Linked DNA regions of Homo sapiens: region 2 is linked to region 1. The links are chromatin contacts, found by Hi-C or POLR2A ChIA-PET in ENCODE. All regions are on one chromosome and are shown on one strand. Each heading gives the region's core, a stretch centred on a gene start or an enhancer-like site at or near the end of the contact. The rest is flanking DNA. Distances are from core to core; before and after follow the strand shown.

What was found. A loop is a pair of places that touch in the nucleus more often than their neighbours do. ChIA-PET counts read pairs that join two places held with the same protein, here RNA polymerase II (POLR2A). Pooled maps may share reads with other maps.
Region 2: POLR2A ChIA-PET joins it to region 1 with 11 read pairs in activated T-cell. The contact joins the promoter of ELK3 here to the enhancer-like site in region 1. A Hi-C loop is called at or near these places in 4 of 168 maps with a recorded cell type or tissue (CD4-positive, alpha-beta T cell, CD4-positive, alpha-beta memory T cell, chondrocyte and 1 more), 2 of 37 single-sample maps with no recorded cell type and 12 of 50 pooled maps. POLR2A ChIA-PET finds 5 or more read pairs at or near these places in 2 of 52 experiments (MCF 10A and activated T-cell).

The regions. Positions count from the first base shown.
Region 1 is chr12:98,487,269-98,494,956 of GRCh38, forward strand. LINC02453 (long intergenic non-protein coding RNA 2453) reads right to left here. Exons shown (of 4, transcript NR_038383.1): 3 at 6,163-6,216. Among named protein-coding and RNA genes, the nearest start is that of TRD-GTC1-1, 12 kb to the right of the region's middle. RefSeq lists a silencer at 3,263-3,557. Within about 2 kb of position 3,892, at least 28 of the 41 ENCODE cell types and tissues checked have a DNase peak (open chromatin) inside an H3K27ac peak, as active enhancers do.
Region 2 is chr12:96,189,466-96,197,153 of GRCh38, forward strand. It overlaps ELK3 (ETS transcription factor ELK3), which reads left to right and starts at 4,910. Exons shown (of 5, transcript NM_005230.4): 1 at 4,910-5,240. RefSeq lists a silencer at 4,735-4,874 and an enhancer at 6,206-6,285.

The DNA.
Region 1 (7,688 bases), core at 2,642-5,141:
AGCACAGAAAACTAGAATAAAAAAAAAAAAAAACTAATATTAGAATCATTATTCATACCCTTTTGCCTGGCAGTCAGTTTCCCAGCCTCTGTGTGGCCCAATAGTGGTTAATGAAACAGGAAAACAACTGTCAGGATTTCCCTGGAAAGGCTTTCTCCCAGTAAAAAGGGACATTCAAAAGTATAGTGTGCTGGAGCTGCCTCTTCCCTCATGTTCCAGCCTTGAAACTGGCCATGATGGCTGCAGCAGCTACTTTGCAGACATGAAGTGACAATCATGAAAAGAAATGTCCTTTTGCTAAAGGTAGCAGAGAAGAAAGACCCAGAACAAGAAGAGAGTACTCAAAGCCTATGATGGCCTTGTTGAGCTGCCAGACCAACCCCAACATCACTCAAGAGAATTGTTGTGAGTTAGAAATGGGAGAGAAGTTGGGCATGTGTTTCATGCCTATAATTCCAGCACTTTGGGAGGCCGAGGCAGGCAGATCACTTGAGGCCAGGAGTTCGACACCAGTCTGGCCAACCTAGTGAAACCCTGTCTCTACTAAAAAATACAAAACTTACCCGGGCATGGTGGCATGCCTATAATCCCAGCTACTCTGGAGGCTGAGGCAGAAGAACTGCTTGAAGCCGAGAGGCAGAGGTTGCAACAAGCTGGGATCACGCCATTGCACTCCAGCCTGGGTGACAGAAAGAAGCTTGTCTCAAAAAAAAAAAAAAAAAGAAAGAAAAGAGAAGAAAAAATGGGAGAAAGACTTTCCTCTCCATACCTTATACCTCCTGGTATCTGGTACTTTTTGAACTTTGTTCTGTGTGCATGAATTGCCTATTCAAATAAAACTGTAATGCCTGAGGTTTTTTTGTTTGTTTGTTTGTTGTTGTTTTTTTTTGAGATGGAGTTTCACTCTTGTTGCCCAGGCTAGAGTGCAATGGTGTGATCTCGGCTCACTGCAACCTCTACCTCCCAGGTTCAAGCAATTCTCCTGCCTCAGCCTCCCGAGCTGGGATTACAGGCGCATGCCACCATGCCAGGCTAATTTTGTATTTTTAGTAGAGATGGGGTTTCACCATGTTGGCCAGGCTGCTCTCGAACTCCTGACCTCAGGTGATCTACCCGCCTCAGCCTCCCAAAGTGCTGGGATTGCAGGCATGGGCCACCACGCCTGAGATCTTATCAATCAAGTATTTAAACCAAAAATATTTTACATCTACATTTTTTTAGTGGAAATACAATTTTAAAAAGCACAGTTTAGCCAGGTGCAGTGGCTCACACCTGCAATCCCAGCACTTTGGAAGGCTGAGGCAGGCAGATCACCTGAGGTCTGGAGTTCAAAACCAGTCTGGCCAACATGGCGAAATCCTGTCTCTACTAAAAATACAAAAAAAAAGAAAAAAAAAATCAGCCAGGCATGGTGGCGGACGCCTGTAATCCCAGCTACTCGGGAGGCTGAAGCAGGGAGAAATGCTTGAACCCGGGAGGTGGAGGTTGCAGTGAGCCGAGATCGTGGCACTATACTCCAGCCTGGGTGACAGAGTGAGACTCGGGCTCAAAAAAAAAAAAAAAAGGCACAGTTTGAGGGTGGGGGCTCGCACATGTAATCCCAGAACTTTAGAAGGCTGAGGAGGGAGGATCTCCTAAGCCCAAGAGACCAGGCTGGGCAACAAAGTGAGATCTCATCTCTATAAAAACCAAACAAAACAGTCTGGTGAAAAATGCGATAGAATGAAGTATATTATAGACAAAAGGGACCTTCAGTATCAACTCTCACATATTGATTGTCGATGAAGAAAAGAGTCAAACTCTGTAAAATATTTGAAGAGACTTATTCTGAGCCAAATATGAGTGACCATGGCCAGTGACACAGCCCCAGGAAATCCTGAGAACGTGTGCTCAAAGTGGTCGGACTACAGCTTTTTATTACACATTTTAGAGAGACAGAAGACATCAAAAAATACATGTAAGATGTACATTGGTTCAGTGAGGGTGGATGGGGCGCTTCTACATCATGAGTGAATTCAAAGATTTTCTGATTGGGAGTTAGTTGAAAGAGTTTATCTAAAGACCTGAAATTTATAGAAGGGAGTGCCTGAATTAAGATAAGGGGTTGCGAAAACCAAGGTTCTTGTTATGCAGATAAAGCCTCCAGGTAGCAGGCTTCAGAAAGAACACATTGTAATTATTTCTGGGTCTCACTCCATCACCCAGGCTGGAGTGCAGTGGTGCAATCTCAGCTAACTGCAGCCTCAACCTCCCAGGCTCAAGCCATCCTCGCACCTCTCAGCCTCTGGAGTAGCTGGGATTACAGATGCGCGCCACTACGTCCTGGTAATTTTTGTATTTTTAGTAGAGACAGGGTTTCACCGTGTTGCCCAGACTTATCTCGAACTCCTGGGCTCAAGCAACCCACCTGCCTCGGCTTCCCAAAGTGCTGGGATTACAGGAGTGGGCCACAGCACCAGGTCAGATTGTAAAACTTTTAATTTTTATTTATTTTTTTTATTTTATTTTATTTTATTTTATTTTTTGAGACGAAGTTTCGCTCTTGTTGCCCAGGCTGGAGTGCAATGGTGTGATCTCGGCTCACTGCAACCTCCACCTCCCAGGTTCAAGTAATTCTCCTGCCTCAGCCTCCCAAGTAGCTAGGATTACAGGCGCCCACACCCCCACCCCATGCCTGGCTAATTTTTGTATTAGCCAGAGATGGGGTTTCACCATGTTGGCCTGGCTGGTCTCGAACTCCTGACCTTCAGGTGATTCACCTGCCTTGGCCTCCCAAAGTGCTGGGATTATAGGCGTGAGTCACCATGCCCAGCCAAAAATTTTATTTTTTACCTTTTTAAGGTGCAAGACTCTCAGTAAATTCTCTCCTGGTTAAGGAAAAATATCTGGAAAGGGAAGGGGATTCTCTACTGAAAGTAGATTTTCCCCACAAGAGACACCTTTGCAGGGCCATTTCAAAATGTGTCAAAAATATATATATATTTTTTGGGGTAAACTACTTCAATTTACTTCAGGGCCTGCTGTCTGTCATGTTGGTATCTTACTGCTACAAAAAGCCTTCTTTGTCAGACTTATGTTAATGCTGGTCAGATGTGCCTGAATCCCAAAGGGACTCTGTCCCAAAGGGAGGAGAGTATAATGAGGCTTGTCTGACCACCTGTTCCCATCATGACATGAACTAGCGTTTCAGGTAACTTTGGAATGCCCCTGGACAAGGAGGCATCCATTCAACTGATTGGGGAGCTTAGAATTTTATTTTTGGTCTACATGGTAAAGCTTAAAGTTGCGGAAATCATTATCCTCAGTCAAGCTAAAGCCTAGGTATCCAGACCTCTCTTTCACCTAATTTATTTGCAATTAATCCAAAGTTCTAGGCCAGGCACAGTGACTCACACCTGTAAACCCAGTCCTTTGGGAGGCGGAAGCATGGAGGATCACCCGAGGCCAGGAATTCAAGGCTGCAGTGAGCTAAGATTGCACCACTGCTCTCCCGCCTGGGTGACAGAGCAAGACCCTGTCTCTAAAAGAAATTTTTAAAACAAATAACAAAGTACTGGTTTATGCTGTATTTATAAAACAACATATGTAGTAAGATTTTCTTAGTTTTAGAACCCAGAAAGCTGTGCCAAATGCTTTGAGAGTTGACTTATTTCCTATTAGGTTTTTTAAATACTTGCAGTCCAGATACTGCTTTTAATTTTTTAAAAAACAGTATCCATACTTACAGGCTCTGATTAAGTTTCAAAGACTAAGCCTGCCATGCTTGTCGGTGTGTGATTCCTTCCTCTAAGATTCCAGACATTCCCGTCTCCAGGCATCACTGTGTCGGGGGAGCGCTGTGTGAAAATGGCTGTGATCTTTGTGCGGTTTGTCCGGTTATACCTCACTGGGACACCAGAGGGCGCAAGGAGGGCCAGCACTTGTTTTTCTTTAAATCTCGAATCAAAGTCCATGCAGAGAACAACAAAAGACCCGGAACACAGGGGCCTTGAGACAAAGGGACTCAGGGGAAAAGGCTGCACGCCCTGTTTTACTGAAGTGGAATTTGCTTCTTCACCCTCCTCACCTCCTCACCTCCTCCCCACCTTAAGGAACTAGAAATAAACAACTTAAGCTGCAAAATAATGAAATCTGGCTAACAAGGAAAACCAAACTAGAATACATTACTCAACATGTCATAGGCTAAGAGGACTATCACAAATGTACATTTGAGCTATTTGCTTTGCCTAATATTAATAACTTTAAAGAAAATTTTATTGTTTGCTTTTCTGAGTTCAATATATGCACATAGTAGAAAATTTAGAAAAGGTGGAATAGCAAAAAGAACAGCGATCATCAACACACTCTTAACCCAGATATAACTACTTTTAATATCTTCAGCTACTTCTTTCCAGATGTTTTCTTCTTTCTTTCTTCCTTTTTTTTTTTTTTTTTTTTGAGACGGAGTCTCACTCTGTCCCCATGCTGGAGTATAATGGCGCGATCTAGGCTCACTGCAACCTCCGCCTCCCAGATTCAAGTGATTCTCCTGCCTCAGCCTCCCGAGTAGCTAGGATTATAGGCACCCACCACCACGCCCAGCTAATTTTTGTATTTTTAGTAGAGACGGGGTTTCACTCTGTTGGCCAGCCTGGTCTCGAACTCCTGACCTCAAGTGGTCCTCCCGCCTCAGCCTCCCAAAGTGCTGGGATTACAGGCATGAGCCACCGCACCCAGCCACCAGACGTTTCCAGTACTTACAAATGCATAGAAAAAAAATGGGATTCTGCGTGCTATTTTGTGCTGGTTCTCTTCTTATTTTCTAGATCACTAACTTCATTTTATTGATAAATTCTGATAATAAAACTTTGCTAATCATATGAGTTAATCACAGGTAGGAGAATAAGAAATTTCAAAAGCTACAGGCAGCTTTTTTCCCAAAATAGCAGCAACTTGAATGCCAGACCTGAGTCATGCATTTGAAGCAGAAGTTTTTCTGTTGCTTTGTGTTTAGAAAACACGGAAAGACTAAAGAAAAGGCCTGTCGCAGTGGCTCACACCTGTAATCCCAGCACTTTGGAAGTCCAAGGCGGATCACAAGGTCAGGAATTTGAGACCAGCCTGGTCAACATGGTGAAACCCTATCCCTATTAAAAATACAAAAATTAGCCAGGCATGGTGGCCCGCACCTGTAGTCCCAGCTAATCGGGCAGCTGAGGCATGAAAATTGCTTGAACTTGGGAGGCGCAGGTTGCAGTGAGCCAAGGTCACACCACTGCACTCCAGCCTGGGTGACAGAGTGAGACGGGTCTCAAAAAAAAAAAAAAAATCCAAAGAAAAGAAGTAGAAACTGTTCCATCCCACCCCAAACAGGCTGAATAATTTGTCCTTCTGGGTAGCCTGAGGACTGAATGCCAAAGGGCCAGGGGGTGTGGGTCACCAGGACCCTTTGTTCCTCACACTGGGGCTAGTGTTTGCCTCAAAGCTAGACAGATCAGTAAAGCTATTAACCGGGATAGGTCAGCAGGTGGTCAGTAGGGCAGGAAAAAAGTCAGGAAAACGGAGGTCACTGATCTCCTGTTGGGTTGGGGCCAATGTTGGCAGGCAGGTTCCTTAAAGGACAGGAAGCTTAGGCCAGCCCAGGAACAGATAACTCTAAGGAAAGTGATGGCAAGATCTGAGGCCCTGAAAACCTCTGAGGGACACCTAATCACTAAGCCCACAGATTCCTTAATTTACAGCAACAGATAAAGGTGATGTTCTCGGCCACAGGAATTTAGTTAAATCACTGGAGCTGTCTGGCCTCAGTTTCCTTATCTGTATAACGAAAGGATCAAGAAGATAGGTAAGGTTCCTGTCAGTTCCTCAAAGATTGTGATGTTTAATTCTCCCCAGTCATGCATTATAATGAAAGGTGAAGACATTTCCTGCCCCCTGCCACTCCAGTCCCCTAAGCAGCAGCCCCTCCACCATATACTCTTTCCCGCATTGCCACTTTTCCCAAATTGCCACATGCTCTGAGCCTTTGTATTAATGTTTCTCTGTTCCCTAAGTGCTGGAAAACATTTCCCCCATTCTTTTTCTAAGTTCATCATCATTCTTTGGTGGCCCAGCTAAAAATAGGTCTTTCTTTGACCACTCCAGCCCTTCCCTCTCTGTAATCCCGTAGTATTCTGCACATACCTCCATCACTTTCTACCTCTGTAGCCTTCATCTTCCAGTGCCTCAGTTTCCTCACTGTAAAAAGGAGAAAATTATTATAGCAAACTCATAGGATTTAAATAAGGATTAAATGGTATTAAATAAAATGTATAGTAAGTCATTGGTTTGAACTGAGTTCCTACACTAGGCCCAACAGACAAACCAAAATAGAGTCACTCATGCTGGAGTTCCACACCACTAAGCTGAAAATAAGTTGTTTATCTGACCTTCCAAGAAATCAGGAGGGGGCGGAGCATGGTGGCTCACACCTGTAATCTCAGCACTTTGGGACGCCAAGGCAGGTGCTGAGCTTGAGATCAGGAGTTCAAGACCAACCTGGGCAACATGGAGAGCCCCCACCCCCCAACACCACCACCATCCCTCTACAAAAAATACAAAATATTAGTGGCATAGTGACGCGTGCCTCTGATCCCAGCTACTCCAGAGGCTGAGGTGAGAAGACCGGTTCAGGCAGGGATTGCAATGAGCTGTGATCACCCCAGCCTGGGTGACAGGGCAAGACCCTGTCTCAAAAAAAGGAGAGAAAAAAAAGAGAGAAAGAAATCAGCAGCGAGATATAATAGTCAAATCCCCAAGCAGGTCAGTTTTCGCTGGAATGATAAGAAGGTCCACTCTGCTTTAACCTTTAAACGGAAAGTAACTTTAAAGCACCAATCCACTTTGTGTTTTCTGTTTCTGCTTTGCTCAACCCTTTTTTGTCTATAAAGCCAACCTTGGCCAGGCAAGGTGGCTTATGCCTGTAATCCCTGCATTTTGGGAGGCCAAAGCAGGTGGATCACCTGAGGTCAGGAGTTTGAGACCAGCCTGGCCAACATGGTGAAACCCCGTCTCTACTAAAACTACAAAAAATTAGTTGGGCATGGTGGTGGGCACCTGTAATCCCAGCTACTCAAGAGGCTCAGGCAGGAGAATCTCTTGAACCTGGGAGGCAGAAGTTGCAGTGGGCTGAGGTTGTGCCACTGCACTCCAGCCTGGGCACCAAGAGCGGAACTCTGTCTCAAAAATAAAATAAAAGCCAAACTCTTCTGTTCAGCTCATTGAAATACTCATTCTATTTTATGGAATGAGATGTTGCCTGATTTTAGAATCACAAATGGAAGCCAATTAAGATCTTTAAATCTGTTATAACTTTGTCCTTGGACAATGGTTAATATTATATAAGGCACTTGAAGCCTAAGGCATAGCAGGCTCTCCATCAGCATGAGCTATGCCTCCACCATAGCACTTACCAAATTGTATTGTAACTATCAGTTAAAAGTCCACCTCCCTCAAGAAATTTGAGTTCCTTGAGGGCAAGAAGTGAGTCTTACTAATTTTTTGTGCCCAATGCCTATCTCCATGCTTGGCACAAAAGATAAATCAATAAAGATTTATTTTTTTAAATAAGGAGGGAAAGAAAAGACTAAGTGTTAGTCGAGCTGAAGGGAGACAGACTTTTGCCTCTCAGTTTTTTGTTTTTTGCTTTTTTTTTGAGACAGAGCCTCGCT
Region 2 (7,688 bases), core at 3,660-6,159, 2.3 Mb before region 1:
AGGTCCCATAGTTAGAACAAGTCAGGTATGGGACTGGATTCCCAAATTCCTGATTCCAAATGTACACATTCCACCAGAGTGGGCTGTCTTACCATCAGGCTTTGGCTGTTCATTCCCAGCCCTACCTCCTAGCCCCCCAGTATTGAAGCAGTCTTCGAAGGTAGTGATGGCAAACCCTTTTGAGCTTCTATCAGAAATTCAGCAATTCATAAGCTTCGAACATTATTTATTCCGCTTGGTTTACTGTAAATTTTAGTTTGGTTTATTGTAAAACTAATTTTCTTCTCCCGCTCTGTTTTCTCATCCATCTGTAATTTTTTTCTTTACTTTTGATAGCATCCCATTCTGTTATACGTTGTAGGATGTTGAAGTGTAGAAGTGGGAGTGTGTCAGTCCTAAGCAGAGGTTTTAAGAAGCATCACGTTTCCACTCACCCCCACTTGAGCTCCAACTCTCCTTGAGAACCACGTCTGAAGTGGTGTCTGTTCCTTTAGCCTGGTCCTAGAAATGAGAAGCCGACATGCATTCAGCCTGCAGACTGGAGCCAAGCCCAGCCAAGCCCAGCCAACCTAGACTCACTTGTTGCCATAAGCTACTAAGTTTTGGAGTTGTTTGTTACGTGATATTATCCCAGCAGAAGCTGACTAAAACACCCCTTCTTTTGGAACCAGGCTTTGATGAATATTATTATTTTTTGAGACTTAGCCCTCTTCCATTCTTCATACTGCCTCTCCCTGACCCTGCCTGTGTACCTTCCAGAACATCACTATCTCTCATTCCTCAAACACACAGATTTTGCGTATCATCTCTGGTGGAATCTCAGCTGTTCTTTTTAAAGCTGAGAGAGTCTCACTTGTTTCTTGGCCAGCCAAAATATATGACCCTGGGCTCTGTCACTTGCTATAAAGGGCTCCTAAAGAACTCTTACTTGAAATCTTCTCAGTCCTAACTCCTCGCTGTTTTAAAACAAAAGCATAGAAAGCGGAGTGTGGATCATGCAATAGCAGATACCACATCTTTTGGCTGCTTTTTTTTTTTTTTTTTTTTTTTCTTGAGACAGGGTCTCGCTCTGTTGCCCAGGCTGGAATGCAGTGGTGTGACCACGGCTCACTGCAGCCTAGACCTCCTGAGCTCTGGTGATCCTCCCACCTCAGCTTCCTGAGTAGCTGGGGTAGTTGGGGTCACAGACATGCACCACCATGCCTGGCTGATTTTTGTATTTTTTTGTAGAGAGATGGAGTTTCGCCATGTTGCCCAGGCGGGTCTTGAACTCCTGGGTTCAAGTGATTCGCCTGCTGCGGCCTCCCAAAATGCTGGGATTATAGGCATGAGCCACCTCCCCTGGCCTTGGCTGCTTTTTGATAGTGGGAAGGAAAGCATGGAAAACAAATAGCAGCTTTCTCTTAGAATGCAAAGAACAGAAGCTGCCGACACCTGAAAATAAAAGCTATGCCCTGTGCTTTGAGGAAGACCAGAGTCAGCTCTGAATCACCCATGCATGTGAGGAGCTGAGAGTAGTCGTGTGGACAATCCAAAATACCAGAGAAACTTATCAGGATTTCATATGGGCTGGGAAACCCTAAAGCTGCCCAAAAGTGTGTCAGAAGTGTTTTAGATGAGGTATTTCTTCAAAACAATAAAACTGGTTGACAAAAACATGCTCCCTTACATGTTAGGATTCTACAAAGATTTATTGTGCAAAAATAAAAGCATAAAAATCACTGAATTAAAATGTTTGGCTTTGAATATACTTTTTTTAAAAAACAGACTTCATATACTTCATATGTTTGTGTATGTATTTTTTATTTTTTTAAGAAACAGGGTTGAACAGGTGCGCTGGCTCACACATGTAATCCCAGCACTTTGGGAGGCCGAGGTGGGCAGATCACGAGGTCAGGGGTTCGAGACCAGCCTGACCAACATGGTGAAACCCCGTCTCTACTAAAAATACAAAAATTAGCCAGGCATGGTGGTGCGTGTCTGTAATCCGAGCTACTCAGGAGGCTGAGGCAGGAGAATTGCTTGAACCCGGGAGGTGGAGGTTGCAGTGAGCAGAGATCGCACCATTGTGCTCCAGCCTGGGTGACAGAGTGAGATTCTGTCTCAAAAAAAAAAAAAAAAAAAAAAGAGAAAAAGAAACAGGGTCTCACTTTGTTGCCCAGGCTGGAGTGTGAACTCTTGGGCTCAAGCGATCCTCCTGCCTTGGCCTCCTGAGTAGCTGGTATTATAGGTGAGAGTAGTATCACCACACCTGGCCCCTAGACTATTTTTCACTATTTTTTTTAAGTGATTTATTTTTTTAAATTTTTTTGAGACACAATTTCACTCTGTCACCCAGGCTGGAGTGCAGTGGCTTGATCTTGGCTCACTGCAAACTCCACATCCCAGGTTCAAGCAATTCTCGTGCCTCAGCCTCCTGAGTAGCTGGAATTACAGGCATCTGCCACCATACCTGGCTAAGTTTTGTATTATTAGTAGAGATGGGGGTTCACCATGTTGACCAGGCTGGTCTCGAACTTCTGACCTCAGGTGATCCATCCACCTCGGCCTCCCAAAGTGTTGGGATTACAGGCGTGAGCCACTATGCCCAACCCTAAAGTGATTTTAGACTCACAGCAAAACTGAGAAGGAGGCACAGCGGTTTCCCATATACCTCCTGCCCTGACACGTGTACAGCTTCCCCAATCATCAACATCCCCCACCAGAGTGGTACCTTTGTTGTAATTGAATCTACATTGACACATCACTATCACCCAAAGTCCATGGTTTACATTAGAGTTCATTCTTGGTGTTGTATATTCTGTGGGTCTTAACAAATGTGTCCACCATTATAGTATCATACCGAGTAGTAGTTTCCTTGCCCTCTGTGCTCCTCCTGTCCACCCCTCCCTCCCTGCTAACCCCTGACAACCACTGATCTTTTGTACTATCTCCATAGTGCCTTTTACAAAATGTCATATAGTTTGGAATCATACAGAACATAGCCTTTTCAGACCGGTTTCTTTCAGGCATATATCTCCTAAAGCAAAGCAACATGAGTTCTTAACTGTGTGGATTTTTTTTTTTTCCCTGAGGATAATAAGTTTACATTCTCTCAGTCCAACAGCTGGATCATATAGGGACACCATAGGTGTTCTACTGAGTGACAGAAGAAGATGACTGGGGATTAAAACAATAATACCCTAATTGGAAAATTAGCTGTGGGAAATCAGGGGTTGATAAGCAGCCCTCTTTTCCATATCTTCTCCTTCTGCCCCACTCTCCTACCGTGCCCCCACCCTACACCCCACGGGTTTCCCACTCCTTCTCAGAGGTCTGGAGGGCATTCTCCCACCCTTTCCAGTGGACTACCCACAGGAGCCCTGAAGCAAATGCCCGAAGGAAATTCCTATCACCTGTGTGCTCTGATAGGCACTTGGAGCTGGGATGTGGTACTAATCAGTAAAACATACCCCGTGCCCTTTAGCAGCTCACAGTTGATGGCAGTGAGAAATTTGTAAACAAAATAATCTTTCAGGAGAGACTGCAAAACTAGAAACAAACGTAGTGGAGGAACTCTTAGAATGTGGTCCTTTTGAAAGGACTCACACCCGGCCCCCAGAGAATCTGACTTAATTGGCCTGGGTTGAGTATATTGTTGGAGAGTGTCAAAACACTCCCCAGGTGATTCTGACATTAGCCGGGGCCCGGAACCACCCCCGACCTACTGAATCTGGGACTCCAGGAGAGGCCCAGCCACTAGTGGTTTAACAAGCCCCTTGGGTCAAGTTTGAAAACCAGGGGTCTGGGCTGCTAAGTGGCGGCATGGGAATGGAAGGTTCTGGAAGGTGAGCAGTGAGGTTGGGGCGCAGGCCTGGGAAGGGAGAGGCTCTTCAACAGCCATCCCCCCCAACCTTGTCTCAGCCTAGGGCAATGGGCAGGCTCTCCCATCAGAGCCTGGCCTGAGCCCTCAGAGGCAGGACCTCCTTGAGGGATGTGGAGGTGTGAAGACCAGTTCTGAGACCACAGAGGCTCCCTTCAAGCCTCAGTCTCTGACCCTGCGGGCATTATTTCCATGACTTCCAGTGTTGTGGCTCCTTATCCTTTCCCCACAGGCTCGCCCCCCAACTGAGGGCTGGCTTTTTTATTTTTTTGAGACGGAGTTTCGCTGGTTGCCCAGGTTGGAGTGCAATGGGGCGATCTCAGCTCACTGCAACCTCTGCCTCCCAGGTTCAAGCGATTCTCTCGCCTCAGCCTGCCAAGTAGCTGGGATTATAGGGACCCACCACCACACCTGGCTGTTTTTGTTGTTGTTGTTTTGGTATTTTTAGTACAGACGGGGATTCGCCGTGTTGGCCAGGCTGGTCTCGAACTCCTGACCTTAGGTGATCCATCCGCCTTGGCCTCCCAAAGTGCTCAGATTACAGGCGTGAGCCAGCACGCCCGGCCGAGGGCTGGCTTTTAAAACACCGAAAACCCAGACAGGAACGGTGTCCATCTCCAACCCCAGACGGAAACTGTGCCCGCACCCACAAGAAAAGCAGTCCTTTGCCCAGAGCAACCAAACCCTGAACCCCACTCTCGATTCCCCTCTGCCCCCCAACTCTTCCATCCCAGCGGATGGGAAACAGCGAGTCCAGCCGCCTCCCCACCTCGGGACCCCCCTCCCGGGCCAACTGCGCAGGGCACGACCCCGTCGTGGTGCCCCGCGCGCTCGACCCCCAGGGGTTGAGGTGAGGAGGGATCCCCGGTGTCCCGGGAAGCGCGGCGGCTTCTGCGGGTTGCGGGCGGACCCCCCTCCCCGTGGGGAGGGGCTGCGGCCGCGCGGAGTCGCCGCGGGTCGGAGGCTCCTCCCCGGGGTGGCCGCGCAGGAAGCGGGGCGGGTGGGGGCGGTGCGGGGCGCGCACGGGGCCGGGGCGGCGGGGGAGGCGCGGGCCTGGGCGGCCAGCCCCGGCGCACAGCCGCGGCCGGGGCGCGCGGCGCGGGGCGGAAAAGCCTGTTTACACAGACTGCACACCGCCTGGGGAATAATGCAGTAAAGGAAGTGAGCCGGCTCGGCCTGACTGCTCCAACTTCCTGCTCTCACACACACCAGAGGGGAAAAAAAAAGAGGAGCGAGAGAAAGAAAAAAAGGGGGAAAAATCAGGATCTCATTACAAGAGCCACAGACCGTCTGCAGACGCCTGTCAGCATGGAAAGTCGGGGGCTTTCGCCCGGGTCCTCCTAGAAATTCCCCCCGAAGAAGACTCCCCCACATCTGGGTAGGTAACAGGGCTTCTGCCTGTTGCTCGGACACTTAAAAAGTTTGTTTGGGGGTGTTTTCTTTTTTTCTTTCTTTTCTTGGGCGCGGTGGGGGTGGGGCGGGGGGCGCCGCGGGGTGGGCTGCGGGCCGGGGTGGGGGTGGCGGTGCGTCCGCGCGGGAGGGCCGGCCGCGGGGAGGGGGCGCCGCGGATGCTCCTGCGCCCGCGTCGCTGCCACCGCCGTCGCCCGAGCTCGCGCCGGGCCCGGGGCTGCGGGGACCCTGCGCCCGCGGCTCCCCTCCCTGGGGCTGCGCTGCGACCCCAGAGGAAGGGGCGCCGGGCGTGCAACCCTGGGAGCTCGCCCAGGGCCCCGCTGCAGGCAGCGCGGGGAGCGGGGGACGGCGAGACTTCGGGTCCCTGGGAAGAACCGTGGCAGGAGCAGGCTGAGTGCCTGGAGGCTGGACCACCGCCGACCTTCCAGCTGGGACCGCAGTCAGGCTCCCCTCGAGTGGGCAAAGTGCACTGGTGCTCGGATCCAGGGAGGAAGACAGGGATGGAGAGGGCGGTGGAGGACATGGGTCGCGAAGGTGTGGGGCTGGGGGCTGCGTCCACTCTCGCTTGGCAGGTGACCCCCGCCCAGGTCACCGCCCCAGGCGCACGCCCCATCGGACATTTAAAAGCCGGTGGTCTCTATTGGGCATGGTTTTGGAGAAGGACCAGGCAAGAAATGATCTTGGGGCCCCTTCCACTCCCCATCCCTGTTTACCTTCGAACTCAACGTTGGCCTGTGACGCTACTGTAACTTTTGGGGAGGCGGGATTAAGATTTTGGAGTAGTTAAAAAGCAAAAATAAAAGGTCTTGGTTTTGTTATCTTTTCTGAACCGAATCATCCTAGGGACAAGCTGCAGTTAGGCGGCGGGTGGAGGTGGAAGCAAGAAATGTTATTTCAGAAACTGCAAAAGGGGCTTTTTAGAAAGAAAAAAAAACGAGTGTCGGGAGAGTTTCTGGCTTGTCTGGAAACGGCAAGACTAATTGCCATGCGCTTCCGCTTTGAAACTGGCAGCAGACAGCATCTTGAAAATGACTCACTAGAGGAGCTCACAAAGAAACTGTGGTTTGCTCCTTCTTAGGTTTATGTATTTGTGCCTTTTACAGTTTCCTTTGTAGTGTTCGAGGGGTCCCCCGCCCCTTCCCCGCCAGCCCCCTCCCACCCTCCCTCATTTGAAAGCCCCTGGCCGGTCTTTAACTACCCCCACCCCAGTCCTCCAGCCTGGGGGTGGCGGGGAAAGGGGAGGCTGAGTTGTTTTTGGAGTTGGCTGCGGAGAGGGTTAAAGGGATTCTGCTGCTGCAGGGGGAAAAAGTTCCTTGAATTTTCCACTGGCTGCTGCAGGAAGAGAGAGCCCCCTTAGTCATTGCTAAGTAATGTCTGCACACACACCAACTAATCTCATTAGGAGTTTCCGCTGCTCGGCACAGGAGGGGTTTTGTGCAGCCACTGTCAGCCTGGGAGCCCGGCGCTGGGGAAGGAGACAAGTTATGGCTTTATTTACTTAGGGGTGCAGCCGCCCAACGAGCCTTTTCAGGACATGTCTTGAAAACTTTGAAGTCACTTTGGCCATTTTGGATTTCAGATTTGCAGGTTTTTCTTTCCCGCGTGTGTATGTGTGTTGAGAGGTGGGGGGAGATAAGCAGCTCACACACACCCATCTTCTCCATCTGTGCTTGTCTTTGGGGGTGGGGGGGGTGTGGAGCATGTTCCAGGCATCTATTCATGAGCCGAAATCGATTTGTGAGCCTTACAAAATACCCTCTGATCTCTTTTTCTTTCTCTCTCGCCATGGCACCCATTTATTTGGAAAAGGTCAGTTAGGAGTTTCAATTTATGAGGATGATAAAATTACAAATTGTGTTAGGAGGGCACATGGGTCAGGCAGTTAAGGAGACTGTCCATAAGTGTTCTTAGAGTTTCCAGTAATGATCCTGCCTAGAAACCCCCCTGAGTTTGAAAAGTGATGGCCTTTCTATGCCAAATATAGCAAAGGCCTTCTGCCCTCTAAAAGTGTTTTTTTTTTTTTTTTTTTTTAATTTAAATGTTGCGTAGAAATGTGTGGCGTTACTAAAAAGGGTCAAAAGGAACCTGATTGGAATGATGGGGCCCCTTTATTGACAAAGACATGTTGCTTTTAAGGTGTTGGCAGTTCTTTTACGGTGGCAAAGTTGTCCTAAAAACAGCCCAAACAGCCCGACCGGGGTATGAGTCAGTGGACATGAGTACAGGATGTCCCTAATGCTATGCCTTCACAGAGTAGGTGCTCAATAAATTGTAGCATTGAAAGCTGTGAGTAGGCTAACAAAACTTATAATAGGTAAGAAAAAAGACTTACGAGATCTCATACATTTTGCATGAGTGTTCCTTAAGAATGGAGGTTGTAAACTCTCTCCAGAGTACATTTCCTTTAAATAAAAAA